2 separate regions of the Homo sapiens genome follow, and region 2 is linked to region 1. The links are chromatin contacts, found by Hi-C or POLR2A ChIA-PET in ENCODE. All regions are on one chromosome and are shown on one strand. Each heading gives the region's core, a stretch centred on a gene start or an enhancer-like site at or near the end of the contact. The rest is flanking DNA. Distances are from core to core; before and after follow the strand shown. Region 1 overlaps CECR3 (cat eye syndrome chromosome region, candidate 3). Region 2 overlaps MICAL3 (microtubule associated monooxygenase, calponin and LIM domain containing 3).

The links. A loop is a pair of places that touch in the nucleus more often than their neighbours do. ChIA-PET counts read pairs that join two places held with the same protein, here RNA polymerase II (POLR2A). Pooled maps may share reads with other maps.
Region 2: a loop to region 1 is called in a map with no recorded cell type, with 15 times the contacts of the local background. The contact joins two enhancer-like sites. A Hi-C loop is called at or near these places in 4 of 37 single-sample maps with no recorded cell type and 3 of 50 pooled maps. POLR2A ChIA-PET finds 5 or more read pairs at or near these places in 1 of 52 experiments (Panc1).

Annotation. Positions count from the first base shown.
Region 1 is chr22:17,254,779-17,262,222 of GRCh38, forward strand. It overlaps CECR3 (cat eye syndrome chromosome region, candidate 3), which reads right to left. Exons shown (of 3, transcript NR_038398.2): 2 at 6,012-6,267; 3 at 2,081-3,528. Among named protein-coding and RNA genes, the nearest start is that of CECR3, 8.2 kb to the right of the region's middle. RefSeq lists an enhancer at 6,027-6,612. Within about 2 kb of position 3,378, at least 19 of the 41 ENCODE cell types and tissues checked have a DNase peak (open chromatin) inside an H3K27ac peak, as active enhancers do.
Region 2 is chr22:17,793,075-17,800,518 of GRCh38, forward strand. All of the region lies in intron 29 of MICAL3 (microtubule associated monooxygenase, calponin and LIM domain containing 3), which reads right to left. Among named protein-coding and RNA genes, the nearest start is that of LINC00528, 20 kb to the left of the region's middle. RefSeq lists enhancers at 1,391-1,890, 2,508-2,617, 2,738-2,807, 5,098-5,147, 7,289-7,444. Within about 2 kb of position 5,262, at least 5 of the 41 ENCODE cell types and tissues checked have a DNase peak (open chromatin) inside an H3K27ac peak, as active enhancers do.

The DNA of each region.
Region 1 (7,444 bases), core at 2,128-4,627:
CTAACCTGGTGTAAATGGCTGAAGTAGAGATGGGTGGGATCTAGGCCTTTGGACATTTGACTGCATCACAGATGCTGAGGCAAAACCCACCCGCCAGGAGACTGCTTGAATTTTCACTAGAATGCCAGTCCTAGCCTTGGAGTTATGGCTTGAGCCTAGGAGTTCAAGCCTAGCCTGGGCAACATAGGGAGACCCCGTCTCTAGAAAAAATTTAAAAAATTAATTGGGTGTAGTGGTGCATATCTGTAGTCCCAGGCAGCCAGGAGGCTTGCCTAAGCCCAGGGGTTTAAGACTGCAATGAGCTATGATTGTGCTATTGCACTCCAGCCTGGGAAAAAGAGCCAGATCCTGTCTTAAAAAAAAAAAAATGGTTAGGGCCAAGTGGGGTGGCTCACGCCTGTAATCCCAGCACTTTGGGAGGCTAAGGCAGGTGGATTGCCTGAGGTCAGGAGTTCAAGACCAGCCTGGCCAACATGGTGAAACCCCGTCTCTACCCAAAATACAAAAATTAGCCAGGCATGCTGGCGCGCGCCTGTAGTCCCAGCTACTTGGGAGGCTGAGGCAGGAGAATCGCTTGAACTCAGGAGGCGGAGGTTGCAGTGAGCTGAGCATCACGCCACTGCACTCCAGCCTGGGCAACAGAGTAAGACTGTCTCAAAAAAAAAAAAAAACAGGTTAAAACATAATAAAAATGGAGATTTTAATAGCGCCTCCCTCACTAAATAATCCCATAGGATAAAGGATGTAAAACTTCTGCCACAATGCATGATACATATATAGCAGGCACTCAAGAAAGAATAGCTGGTATTATTCTTGTTATTATTGCAACTATAGTCGATAAAGCCTTTGTAAGTACAATCTACCAGAATACATTTCTTAAGGCTAAGTTTCTTAAATGTAACAAATAAATTCCACTATCACCTTTGAAATCCATTTATCAGTCCGCTTGGTTTATTTTCCCATGTTCTTTAGGTTGAAGGGAGAAATGGGAGATGTTTGACAGAATTTTTTTTTTTTTGATGGAGTCTCGCACTGTAGCCAGGCTGGAGTGCAGTGGCACGATCTCAGCTCACTGCAACCTCTACCTCCCAGGTTCAAGCGATTCTCCTGCCTCAGCCTCTCAAGTAGCTGGGACTACAGGCACGCACCACCACGCCCAGCTAATTTTTGTATTTTTAGTAGAGACGGGGTTTCATCATATTGGCCAGGATGGTCTCAATCTCCTGACCTCGTGATCCATCCGCCTCAGCCTCCCAAAGTGCTGGGATTATAGGCACGAGCCACCGTGCCCAACCTTGACAGAATTGTTTTCGGAGAGTTCCATTAAATTTGGCCTCACCAATAGGTGGGTCCACTCTATTCGGATAAGGACTAAGTCAACCGTTATCTCTGTATTCCTTTGGGTCCAGCAATGTCAGTCACAGAGTAAGTGCTCAAAGAAACGTTTGATAAATGAAATGGAATCCATCTGAAGCCCAAGAGCACTTACCTTATATAAAGCAGAGCTCAGGGAGCCTCCCTGGGAGGTAGAAGGTGCAGGAGCCATTAATCCCATAGAAATCTGAACCGGAAATGCTCAAGAAGATGGTATGCTGGAGCTTCTGCCCTTTGGAACCCCTGACCTGCAAGAGGCAACTCCCAGAGCTTCCCTAAGATAAAAGTTTTAACTGGTGCCTCAGCCAGGGAATCTGGGTTTGGGAAAAAGACAGCAATTCAAGCTGGCTGTCTGACCAACCAACCACCATTAAGGGGTAATTTTTCGTTGTTGTTGTTTTTGTTTTATACAGAGTCTCGCTCTGTCGTCCAGGCTGGAGTGCAGTGGCATGATCTCAGCTCATTGCAACCTCTGCCTCCCAGGTTCAAGTAATTCTCCTGTCTCAGCCTCCCAAGTAGCTGGGACTACAGGCACCTACCACCACGCCCTGCTAATTTTTCTATTTTTAGTAGACATGGGGCTTCAACTTGTTGGTCAGGCTGGTCTCAAACTGCTGACCTCAGGTGATCCACCTGCCTCAGCCTTCCAAAGTGCTGGGATTACAGGCTACAGGTGTGAGCCAACACACCCCACCTAAGGGGCGATTTTATTGGGTTATCCTGTCTCTGGAGAAGGAAACAGGCCACAGTCAATGAAATTAGCATTCTAAAAGCAAGAGAATCTGTAAAGTAGAAAAGGACCTTGAGATGGGAGCATGCGTTTTACACAGGAAGGCCCAGATTTGGCCCAGTCTGCCCCAAGACCACCTAACTTGTCAGTAGCAAAGCTGGGATGAATAAAAGCTCAGCTTCCTGACTCCCTGTCCCCAGTTCTTTCCACCACTCCAGCTGGCCACTCCCAATCCCCCTGCTAAGCCAACCCACCTACAGTGTCACTGTCCCTCATTCCCAAATCCCTTACTCAATCCCCCACAGCCTTTTCCATCCTTCCTGCCTTCCTAGCGCTATAGGGTTGGCGGGGCAGAGTGCTCAGAGACCAGCAAGCTGGGATGTGGGGTCTTCCCGAGGTGGTGCAGGATGTTTTGGCTGCTTAGAGGAGGAGCAGGGCAGGCATCTGCAAAAGGCATCTGCATTTCTTACACACTCCCTAACTGCCAGGCCCAGTGCCAGATCGCAGACCCTTTGTCAACAGAGATGCCCTGGCTTTGTAAACCAAGAGGGAGGCAGAAAAAGTCCTCTAGCAACACAGACTGGCCTCTGGGGGAGGCGGGAGAGGGAATTGTCTACGAAAGTTCTCATTTAAACAAACAAACAACAAGATGAAAATAATAAGCTAGGCAAAGAGCCAAGGGGGAACAGCAAGCAAACTCCTGAAATTGCACTGTAATTAAAGCATAGCTGCCTTCCAGATTCTCAAGTGCTGAGATGGGCTGGAGGGATGTTTACTAACCTGGTCAAAAGACATCAGGGCAAATTAAGCTCATCCCAGCCTTGCCTCCAAACACTTTAGAATGCAAATGAGACATGCCAAATTTGCATCTGGGGCATGAAGGGGACCAATAAGTAACCTGTACAGGTCTTGAGCGTTTGGTGAGAAGAATCCAAACTGGCCACTGTGAAGGGAGGCACTGGGGAATGCTGAGCAGGGGGTGGGGTGGCTATCCTGTTTCACCAGAGATGATTTTTTTTTTGGTTTGGTCCAGGCCGATCTCGAGGCTAGGAGCTAGCTGACTAGCCCTCCAGGACCATGCCAATTCACATATGAGAGTACACCAGACTTAGGCCCAGGAAGATTTACATGAGTTTGTGCCAGTATTAACCCCCGGAGATGCCTACCCAATCAGAGCCATTGCGCCAAGGCAAGGAAGGCATTGCCAGGGCGTTTGCATGACAGAAACTAGCATATGGGCTCAAGAGAAACCTTTCTGGGCAGGGGGAGGGAGGGCCATACCCACATGAATCACTCTCTGGTGGTTTTGCTTTGGTTTCAGAACCTGTGGCTAAGGCAGAAGGACCAGTAGGGCCCCTGGCCGCGTTGATTTTTCTCCTCCCAGCTGCTTCTGTCTCTCTCTCAGGCTCCTGGAAACAAAACAGCTGAGCAGATAAACAAGTCACCACCTGCACCCTCCTCCCCCGTGACACCGCCCCTGTCCCCAAGTCCCACCCCTTCTTCTTGCACTCTCTCCCTCCATTCCTCCCTGAAGCCAAACTTCCGGCAGCAGCTGCAGCTGCTCTCTCCCCTCCCATGCCTGCCTCCCCAGCACAGTCCCCTGCCGCAGCCCCTGCCCCACCAATGGCAAATGAGGAACATGTGTATAGAGCCCTGGGCTCTCCCTCCTCCTGAGGCCATTTCCAACAAAACACTTGTGCTTTCTGAAAGTAAGATGTGGAGCTCTGGAGTCCCCAAGGAAAACGGGTTTATGGCATCCGCCAGCCCTGGAGCCAGTGAGTGTCTGGCCCCTTGGCCCAGAGCCCCACTGCCAGGCACAGGCAAACTGGGAGGAAGGGGTTAATCTGAGCAGAGGAGGCCAGGAGGGGCCCAGTTCCATTCCCGACTGCAGGGGATGCTCATCCCCGGGATGGAGGTCAGCAGGAAGCAGCTCAAAGAGGCCAGGAGGCCAAGGCCCAGTTTAAACACTGAATGAAGGCCACCTTTTCAGTAGCATGCACATGTGTGCATGCACACACACGTACACACTCATACACACATGTTACCATGCACATAGTATCCTCTTATTAACAACGTTAAGGTTGTCACGACAGACTCTGGGTTTGGTGTCGGAAGCCCTGCATCAGGGCTGTTTAATAAGTCCCCAGCGCCAATGGTAGGCACTATGGAGGCCCAAACTGTTGGGGAGGGGAACCTCAGAGTGCCTTCTCCCAGGGAGGGGTGTGTGTGCCAGGAGCTGGGTGATGGAGCTCCTCCAGAGCTTTTCTTGGAAGTTCAGAGTTTAACTCTGGGTTAGTAGGGCTCACCTTAGTTCTGAGGCATGTAGGTGAAGACACTGCAATTAGGAAGGTGATGGGGCAGGGGACTAGCCTGTCTTCACCCCCAGGCTTATGTCTGTCTTTCTTCCTTTCTTCCTTTTCTTTCCTTCCTTCTTCCTTCCTTTCTTCCTTTCCTTCTTTCCTTCTTCTTTCTTTTTTTTTTTTGAGATGGAGTCTAGCTCTGTCACCCAGGCTGGAGTGCAATGGTGCGATCTCAGCCCACTGCAACCTCCGCCTCCCGGGTTCAAGTGATTCCCCTGCCTCAGCCTCCCAAGTAGCTGGGATTACAGACACCCACCACCACGCCCAGCTAATTTTTGTATTTTTAATAGAGACGGGGTTTCACCATGTTGGCCAGGCTGGTCTTGAACTCCTGACCTCAAGTGATCCACCTGCCTTGGCCTCTCAAAGTGTTGGGATTACAGGCGTGAGCCACCGTGGCTGGCCCTTTTCTTTTTTCTTTTTTTTTTTTAAGAAGCAGAGTCGGCCGGGCGCAGTGGCTCACACCTATAATCCCAGCACTCTGGGAGGCCCAGGTGGGTGGGTCACGAGGTCAGGAGTTCAAGACTAGTCTGGCCAACATAGTGAAACCCTGTCTCTACTAAAATACAAAAAATTAGCCAGGCATGGTGGCGTGTGCCTGTAGTCCCAGCTACTCAGGAGGCTGAGGCAGGAGAATCGCTTGAACCCAGGAGGCGGAGGCTGCAGTGAGCCAAGATCGCACCACTGCACTCCAGCCTGGGCGACAGACAGAGTGAGACTCCATTTCAAACAAACAAACAAAAAGAAAAAAAGAAAGAAAGAAAGAAAAAGTAAGAGTCTCGCTCTGTCTCCCAGGCTGGAGTGCAGTGGGGTGACCTTTCCTCACTGCAGCATTGAACTCCTGGGCTCAAGGAATCCTCCCGCTTTAGCCTCCTGAGTCTATAGGTGCACACCACCACACCCAGCTAATTTTTAAGTGTTTTGTAGAGACAGGGTCTCCCTATGTTGCCCAAGCTGGTCTCAAACTCCTGGCCTGAAGCGATCCTCCTGACTTGGCCTCTCAAAGTGCTGAGATTACAGTTGTGAGCCACCATGCCCAGACCACATTTCCCCAGAACTCTATCTTTCCTGCTTGTGGACAAGGCAGGGGATGGATTTGGCGTCTGAGAAAGACAAACACAACCTTTAATTTGCTGACTGTCTCATACCTGTCTGCACAGCCTGCTGCTGTTTCGTGTGGAAAGTAACAGTAGCCTGGATAGCTCACAGCTGGGTTTGAAACAGTTAATGGCTGAGTGACCTTGAACAAATTACTTGACCTCCCTGAGCCTGTCTTCTCATTGGTAAAATGTTAACAATATCTGGCTCTGACTCAGAGTTAAATTACTCTTTTGTTTTTCAGGTGGAATTAAGTGACAAGGCAAAGCTAATGTAAGATACATAAAACACCAAAAACACCAAGCATTCTGCCGTGAACCCATTTGGTGCTCAATAAAATCATTGCCCTTTTTTTGGTGTTTTGTTGGAGACAAAACGGAAACACCAAATGGCTGGTGGAAGTGGTAGGAAAAAAGGAGACCAAAAACCCAGTGGCTCTGAAGAGGTACCTGCAGACCCACTGGGCAGGGTAGAGAGGAGCCCAGTGGGAACTTTTCTGCCAGGAGGAATCAGCGGGCAGAGCTCTTCTTCCCATTTGTCCAGCAGGGCTTCTCATCCTCAGCACTGCTGACATTTGCGCCAGATATTTCTTTGTTTTGGAGGCTGTCCTGTGCACTGTCGGATGTTTAGCAGCATCGTCAGCCTCTACTCTCCAGGTGAAGTAGCAAGTTGTCTGCCTCCCGCAGTTATGACAATCAGAATGTCCTGGTGGAGGGGGGCAGAATCACCCTGTGAGCTCCGCTATAGAGCTCAGAGCCCCACCTCCTTTAGGAGTCTGAGCCAAGGCTGCGTCCACAGGAGGGAGTCACTGACGGTTGGAGGACTGATATTCACCAATACCTTTCCCACAAACAAGAGATGCCTGAGAAAGACCTGGTCATGCAGGAGGTGGTGAGTGGCTACTGGAAGAAATATGGTGGCTGGGGGAGGGGCAAGGGAGAAGTCTGCCTGCGGTTGAGCAGGCTGGCTGGAGAGCCAAGGCCAGTGCCCACTAGTGACTCTCCCGAGGGGTGTTGCCTTGGTGGGCTTCCCCGCTCTGGCCTTTTGTCACCTTGTTTGCTGAATCCAGGTAAAATTTTTGACCAAATTGGAAAGCAATTCCGGGGAGTTGGAGTCAGATCTGTCCCTACCCTTGCTGTTGCTAATGAGCTGTATGACCTTAGTTGAGCCATTTGATCTCTCTGCAACTGTTTCTTGGGCTGTGAAACATGGGGGTTGGAGTCTCTGATTTCTAAGGTCCTTTTCAGCTGTAAGTTCTAAGGCCTGTGAATACCACAGTGTGATGAAGCCAACTGGGTGGTGGTGAGGGCCTTGTAAGTTTCAGTCTTACTGCAAGCCGGCGATAGAATTCTCCCCATGTCTTTGTTAAGAACTCTTGGCCGGGCACAGTGGCTCATGCCTGTAATCCCAGCATTTTGGGAGGCCGAGGCAGGTGGATCACCTGAGGTCAGGAGTTTGAGACCAGCCTAGCCAAGATGGTGAAACCCCGTCTCTACTAAAAATACAAAAACTAGCTGGGCGTGGTGGCTAGCGCCTGTAATCCCAGCTACTCGGGAGGCTGAGGCAGGAGAATCATTTGAACCCAGGAGACGGAGGTTGCAGTGAGCCGAGATTGCGCCACTACACTCTAACCTGGGCGACAAGAGCAAGACTTCGTCTAAAAAAAAAAAAGAACTCTTGTTGCTGAGAAATACTTCAGGAGTTCCTACTGTGTGCGAAGCAACGTGCTCTCTGCTGTGCATGTGGGGAGGTCTTTCCCCCTTTCCTCTGAGGGCTCATAATCTAATAACAGATAAAAATAATTCCAATAAAAGGCCATAAATGCAAAATGTCTCATCCTTTCCACCGGCTTCAAAGTCAGGAAGATCTGAGTTTGAGGCTA
Region 2 (7,444 bases), core at 4,012-6,511, 540 kb after region 1:
TCACTAGCTATGGAGAGCTCGCCCACGGCCGCCAGGCAGGGGCTGTGGTGTGTGAGCGAGAGTCGGGTGAGCGCTGTGGACGGCAGGTAAGAGTTAGCAGGGTTAGTCACGGCCACACCCCCCACATGCCTTTCAACGACAATCTTATCACCACAACAGACTTCAAATCAGACAAACTTAAAACACGCACACTCAGCAAGACACGAGGTAGAGAGGTTTGCTTTCAGTGGTTGTTTGGAAAGGGGCCCGAGGGCACTGGTGTAGATCAGTCTTTGTAAGGACAGTATTCCTTGACTCTCCCATCCAAATCGCTGCACGCAGGCGGGAGGCTCCTCACCTGCATGCCTGCCCCTCTATCTGATGGATCTGAGACTTAAAGCCCCAGCCACGAAGGGCCAGCCAATGCTGCAGCCCTGAAGGACCCAGACCTGGAGGCTCTCTGGCTTTACTCTGCACCCTGGTCCTCCCCATAGACAGTCAAAGGGATACTGTACCTTTAGAAACTGCCACAGACTCATGACATTTTGTAACAGGACTATTGAGGGTCAGAGAGAAAGAAAGAGAGAGAGGTAGGTGGGTTCTGGCTCTGTGTTTGACTAGTGTTGCTACACCCCCTCCGAGGCAGTGGGGATGGGGTTGGCGAGGTTACGTTACCTTCCTGGACACAGCAAGGGCAGAAGGAGAGAGGTCTACGTCGTGGAGTCCCGCCACTGGGCTCAACTTCAAAAGGGACCAAGCAAGGAAGAGGAGGAGACGGAGAAAGACAAAAAAGGAAGAGGAGGAGAGGAGCAGGAATTTGGAAGTGGAGAGGGACAGGGAGAAGGTGGAATAAAAACAAGCAGAGGACAAAAAGCATAAAAAGTGAGAAAGGAACAACAGGAGGAAAAGAAAATAATACAAGAAATGGAGAAGCAGAAACAAGGGAAACAAAGTCTACAAATGAATTAAGTCCTTTTTTCAGCACGGAACTGAACGAGAGCAGATCCAGCTCTGGCAGCATCACAGAGGGGGCGGGGGGCCAGAGCCACAGTGTGGATTCCTCCAAGAGGGATGATGTGTTCCCTACACAATGATGGCAGCACTCGGGCCACAGGGCCCTCCTGCCTCTACTCCTTATCAGGAGGGCAGTGGCATCTGGGTTGTCATACCGGGGCCTTTGGGGCCTTGGGCCCCCTCCTCAAAGCCCCTGGATAGGTCTGCCTGGCTCTGAGACAGACTGCATTCAATAAGTGGCCAACATGGCTTCCAGGCTTGCAGGTGACAACCTGGGGTCACCTCCCAGACCCACGTGGAATCCTCTAAGATGTCACCACAGGTATGTGCCTGAGGCAAAGCTGGCCTTGACAAGTGCAGGGCAAGGAGGGGCCTCTGAGTCTGTGGGGGCAGCACGCCATCCGGTGACGGGCCTCCAGGACGCTCACACCTGCGCTCCTTCAAATTCTGAGCCAGGACAATTTTGGGGAAATGTACAAACACAGAGGTGACTTCCACCCGTCCGTGTCACTGTCCCCTCTCTCCCCCAGGAACAGGGAGAGCCAACCACCCCCTTTCCTTCTGGCCCTTCTATGGCTGTGCAGGGACCCCATGCTGCAGCTGGGGGCTGTCACACTCTGGATTGTGAGACCAAAGGGGTGAGCTGACAGGACACGCCAAAACTTACAGGAACGATGCTGGGAGGAGTGCTGACGGGGCATCGAGAGACAGTGTGCAGAGAGACATCTCTAGATCTGGGGTCTGATGGCTACTCAAGGACGAGGGAGAGGAGTTTGGCAAGGGACCATCACAGAACCACAGAGCACACACAGGGACAACAGAGCCCAGGAAGACACGGGGCCTCGGCCCGCGGGGAGGGCAGTGTGTGGTTTACAGAGAGAACAGGGTTGAAGAAATGGCCTTGTTTTACTCAACAGAAGGCCAACAAGACAAAGAGCTGGCTGAGAGGCCGCTCAGCGGTGCAGCTGCATGAATACAGGTGTTTTCTGTCTTTGAACCCTTCCAGCGTGGCGTACCTTGGGCACACTGAATCTGCTATTGGGTACAACTTCAAAACCAAAGCCAGGGACAGTGTGCATGCGTGTGAAATGCTGAGTGTACCCAATGTGCTAAGCACACACGGCACAGCCGGCCGAATGCATGGGTACGAGGGAGGATTTCTTTCCTCAACAATACACTCTGCCTTACAGCCGACCTACAGTCAACCTCGGCTTCAAAGTGTAGTCTGTCTTCAGGCTTGGAACACCTGGATGAATCCCATCAAATACGTCAGTGAACAGTCCCTGCCACCTCCTGGGACTGGTGTCACAGGTGAATAGGCCATGCTGTGGAGCGGAACAGCGCCCATGTGATACACAACCAAACACATCCAAAAGGAAGAGGCAGGCGCCTGCACGGGTAATAATTACAACACGTGTTTCTGCTTTCTGGACAGCACAAAATACAGCTTTCAGCTGTTTTTATGTAGGCCACATCCTCATACGCCCTTCCCAACACAGAGAACAATATAACAGAATACTGGGAACAGAATTAGGAAATGAAATTAGAAAAAGGGAGCATCAGGTAAAGCAAGCATTTAAAGAAGCCAAAAAGGCTTTCTCCTAGCAAGAGGCAGAAGCGCGTGTGAGCGGCCGGCGAGTCCGAGCTGCGCTGCGGGGCCGCTACCTTCGGACTTCCCTGTACGCTCCACACTTCCACAACGGGCGAGGCTACTTTTATAATCAGAAAAAATGCCCAATCAATACAATTTTCAAAAGAAGAAGTGGAAGGGAAAAACCAATCCAACAAGGGGAGTTCCACCTGACTGGAACCTGACTGAGCATGCATGGGGCGGGGGTGGGGGGTTTATAGTAAATGCTTTGCCTTTTAGGGGGATGTAAGAAATAGAAGACTTGGTTCACTGGTTCTAAGAACAAAGATGCTGTCAAGCTTCTGGCAAATGGAAGTTTTTTGGTTTTTCTCAACATCAGGGTAACGGGTTTCCATCTGTTGCTAACAGGTGCTATAATTTACCACTTCTCAAAGCACTCCTGCGTGCCCTGGGCGCTGGCCACCCCTCCTGAGCTCCCGAGCAGTGAGCGGGTCCTGGTCAGAGGACCCCTCCTCCCTGGAGCACTCTGCTGCGTCTCCAACACTCGGGGGCACATCTGCTCCATCTTTCCCTCTGAAGCAGCACTTCCTTTGGACGTGTGACCCAGGGGTGGCTCTTTAGTGCCACTCGCTTGACACCTGGCGGGCAGGCAGTGCCTGTCACCAAATTTCAAAAAGCAACAGTACACCACCAGGGAGTGAGGCCTGTCCAGAGCAGCGCATGAGATGGGCACGGATGGCACTCTCCGGCTTCAGGGCGCCCTCGCATGCACCACCCACGTGATCCTCACACCGGCCAGGTGTGGCTGCCAGGATGGGCAAATTCAAATGAGGGTTCTGAGGCTCAACGGAGTTAAGTGTGGCAGAGCCTGGAAAAGAAGCCAAATCTTCTTGCCCACTCTGAACTCAGAGCTTTCCCTCTTCAACACAGGCTCCAGGCAAATGTAACAAATGCTGGCGTCTCAGGCAGCTCAAGGAAGAGCAGTCCCACAGACCCTGATCAGAATGTCACACCTGGAAGGGAGGCCCGATGTCCCTTCCTGCCTCGTCTTCTGAAGAGGCCCTGAGAGGGTAAGTAGAGTCTGTTTTGTCTGTGCCTGGGGAGACAGTGAAGGCAGGACCTGAATCCAGGCCTGGCCTTCCTAAGTCGGGGTACCCCCTACACTACCACCTGGCCCTTGGCGCACCCGAGCACCTCACTCCAGGCCCTGCCTCTCATGGGCCCAAGACCCAGTGTGGGGTAGAATGGCCAACAGTGTGGGGGAAAGAGTGGCCAGCTGTAGGGCAGGTCCCCTTCTCTGTACTTGTACTTCTATATTCCCACCTTCTCTCCAACCAAGACTCTTCACCTTGGCACACTGCATCAAGAAGACACCCGGGCAGCTGGAAAAACAAGCAAGCAGATGAGCCCACACACTGAACCTAGATGGTCATCTGGAAGGCAGGCAGGGCCTACCTTAGTCCTTCTGGTACTCGAAATCCAAGAGCCATAGCCCTGAGACTGGGGAGCAGAGGCTTGAGTGCCTTGCTCACAAGGATTAGTGAGGATGCGGTCAGAAAGCTCGGAGGTACGGGGGCTCACACCTGTGATCCCAGCACTTTGGGAGGTGAGGGTGAGATGACTGCTGAACCCAGGAGTTCGAGACCAGCCTGGGCAATGCAGTGAGACCCCGTCTCTACAACAATTAGCTGGGTGTGGTAGTGTGAGTATCTATAGTCCCAGCTACTCAGGAGGCTACGGTGGGAGGGCTGCTTGAGCCCGGGAGGTCAAGGCTGCAGAGAGCCGTGACTGCACCACTGCACTCCAGCCTGGGTGAGTGAGACCCTATCTCTAAAAAATAAATAAATAAGTAATAATAGCCCAGAGGGGCCAAGACAAAGGCCCAACTCTGTTCATAGCCCGACAACCACCAGTGACAATCTGTGTGGCGGTGGGTGCTGGCTTGATGCTCTGCATTTCCGACTCAATCATTCAATTCTGCCTGGTTCTATTTGACCCACTGGCTTCTACATGGATGCTGATATCAAAAACAGCAATATCATACATGAATCATGGCCTGTGGTAAGGATGATGCGGGAGACTACTAATTTATGCCAGAAATGTTTACTGAGCACCCCAAACGCACCGGCCACCAACGCTAACCACGTGGCAGCCAGCAGAGGACGCAGAGGTGGGCACAGCCACAGCGGGCAGGCACGTCGGCGGGCCGTCCTCCAGGCCTGCTGGACAACTGGCCCCGGGGACCTGCCTCATCTTGGTATCCACCTCTGCCCACTAGACAGGCTCCCAGCTCCCCCTGGTTGGACAAAGGCACCATCACCACAGAGCTGGGGAGGTCCCTAAAGCAGTGTCCAGCAGACCAAAAGAGGGCCAATGAGGGAGACTTCTAGAGCCCAGAGGCCCCAGCCTGGAATGCTGCATTTCCCCAGGGAACACGGGTTAGGTCCTGGAGTGTCACCAGACTAGTACCACACACAGAGGTGTAATGAGGAAAATGGGCTTTTTATGAGCCGAGCCACCATTTACAACTCTATTTCCACGTGAAAATACAGAATCCCAAATAATCAGCTTGCAAGCGTTTTAGAATACCAGACTTTCAAGAGGTGGAGGCTGGCCCCACACCCTCCCTTCTGATATGCTGTTGTGTGTTTCACGCACACAGAAACTCTGTAGAGCCCCAAGGTTAACGTCTTCCCCTTTCAGCCACACTTTTGGAACATCCTGCGTAGATAGAGATCATTTTTGGTTTTCAGTTCCCTTTGGTCTCTGAGGATCACGCTCCAAGGCGTCAGGGACAGGAAAGAGGCTCGCTTATTCTCAGGCATATTTTGAGGCTCCACTTTCCTGCCTCTCTGGGCAGCCACGTGCAGCCCTTAGCTTACCAGGGTGGACTCTCTGGACTCTCATTTCTCACACTTGTTTTGGCGGTGATGCCACTATATTTACTGCTAACTATAGTACCACTATAAATAATAACATAAATATTATAATGATAAATAGTGTTGGAGCAATGCCTTTTTTTTTTTTTTTTTTGAGACAGAGTCTCCCTCTGTCACCCAGGCTGGAGTGCAGTGGCGCGATCTCGGCTCACTGCAAGCTCCGCCTCCCGGGTTCACGTCATTCTCCTGCCTCAGCCTCCTGAGTAGCTGGGACTACAGGCGCCCGCCACCACACCCGGCTAATTTTTTGTATTTTTAGTAGAGATGGGGTTTCACCATGTTAGCCAGGATGGTCTCGATCTCCTGACCTTGTGATCTGCCCGCCTCGGCCTCCCAAAGTGCTGGGATTACAGGTGGGAGCCACCGTGCCCGGCCAGAGCAATGCCTTTTTATTGAACTCCTGTCGGAGACACCAAAGAGCTTTTGTCACCTTTTCCTGGGAAACACAAGGGGAATTACCTGTCATGGCTATGCCCAACTGACTGGATTAAACTTTCAGAAAGCAGCCAAGTGCGGTGGCTCACACCTGTAATCCTAGCATTTGGGATGCCGAGACAGGTGGATCACTTGAGGTCTGGAGTTCAAGACCAGGCTGGCCAACATGGTGAAACCCCGTCTCTACTAAAAACACAAAATTAGCTGGGTGTGGTGGCGCACGCCTGTAGTCCCAGCTACTCAGGAGGCTGAGGCAGGAGAATTGCTTGAACCCGGGAGGTGGGGGTTGCAGTGAGTGGAGATGGCGCCACTGGGTGGGTTCCAGCCCGGGTGACAGAGCCAGACCCTGTCTCAAAAACTTTCACAAAGCAAAGTGCTCAGGGCTGGAATTCCTTGGCGGCTCAGGTTTACGGAGTGGGGCCACCGTAGATTTTCCACTCTGCCTTGCTCAGGTTATGCAGCCTGGGAAGTGTGAGGGAAGACTGACCAAATGTGTTGCTGACTAAGAAGGCACTCGGCTATTCTGAGTCCCCAACCCAGGAAGCCTATTTGGTGGGCACCACCAATGCCATGCTCCTGGCCTGGGGCAGCCTTGGCACTGCAAGGCTGAGGTCCAGTCTAAAACCTCGGGCGATGACAAACACCATGGCCCTGACAGGGGTCCCAGCTGGCTGGTGTGCAATACTGCAGACATGCAAGCAGCTGTCATGACAGGGTGAGGCTGGTCCGGCAGGCCCAGTCTAGCATACACATAGTGGGGCTGGGAGACACCTGGTGCTACACAGACTTAATGCAGAGATAAAGCTCCAGGTTGGGAGGAAAAGTGAAGGCAAAAAACCAAACAAATGCATGTAAGAATTACAATCTAAAACACACAAACACACACACACACGCGCGCTGGGAAACCTCACTCTAAAACACACACACACACACACACACACACACACACACGCGTTGGGAAACCTCGCAGGTTCCAAAGTTCCTAAGCAAAGCAGAACCAAGCTGATGGTGGACTGGTCAGGCAAACCAAGAACCTATCAACATGAAACTCAGAGAAGCAGAGAGAACAGGAAGACGGCTGCTCAGAAGGGCAGGGGCTGGCGTCCCTGCACCTCCATCTCACAACAGCAAGAGGCCACCTCCAGTCCTTCATGTTACATTTCTAAACCTTTTGTGTTCTTTAAATTTCCTTTGAGACATATAAATCAAGAGATGAGGTCCCCGAAAACTAGAAATTATGTGTGTGTATTTTCAATCAGTTTTAGAAGAAATGTGGTTTTCTTCTAGATTTCCAGTCATCTGTCTGTTCTAGTGCAATAAAGCAGGCTGGGCCGGCCTGTTCAGGGTCCCAGGGCAGAAGAAAGAAGGGGAGTGGCCACCTGGGGACCCTTCCTCTCTGGTCCAAGGGTTGTTTTGAGTCTTTTTAATGATTTCTTTGGAAATCACAAAGTCCAGCTATGTGAGGAAGGGAAATCTTCATTCTTTA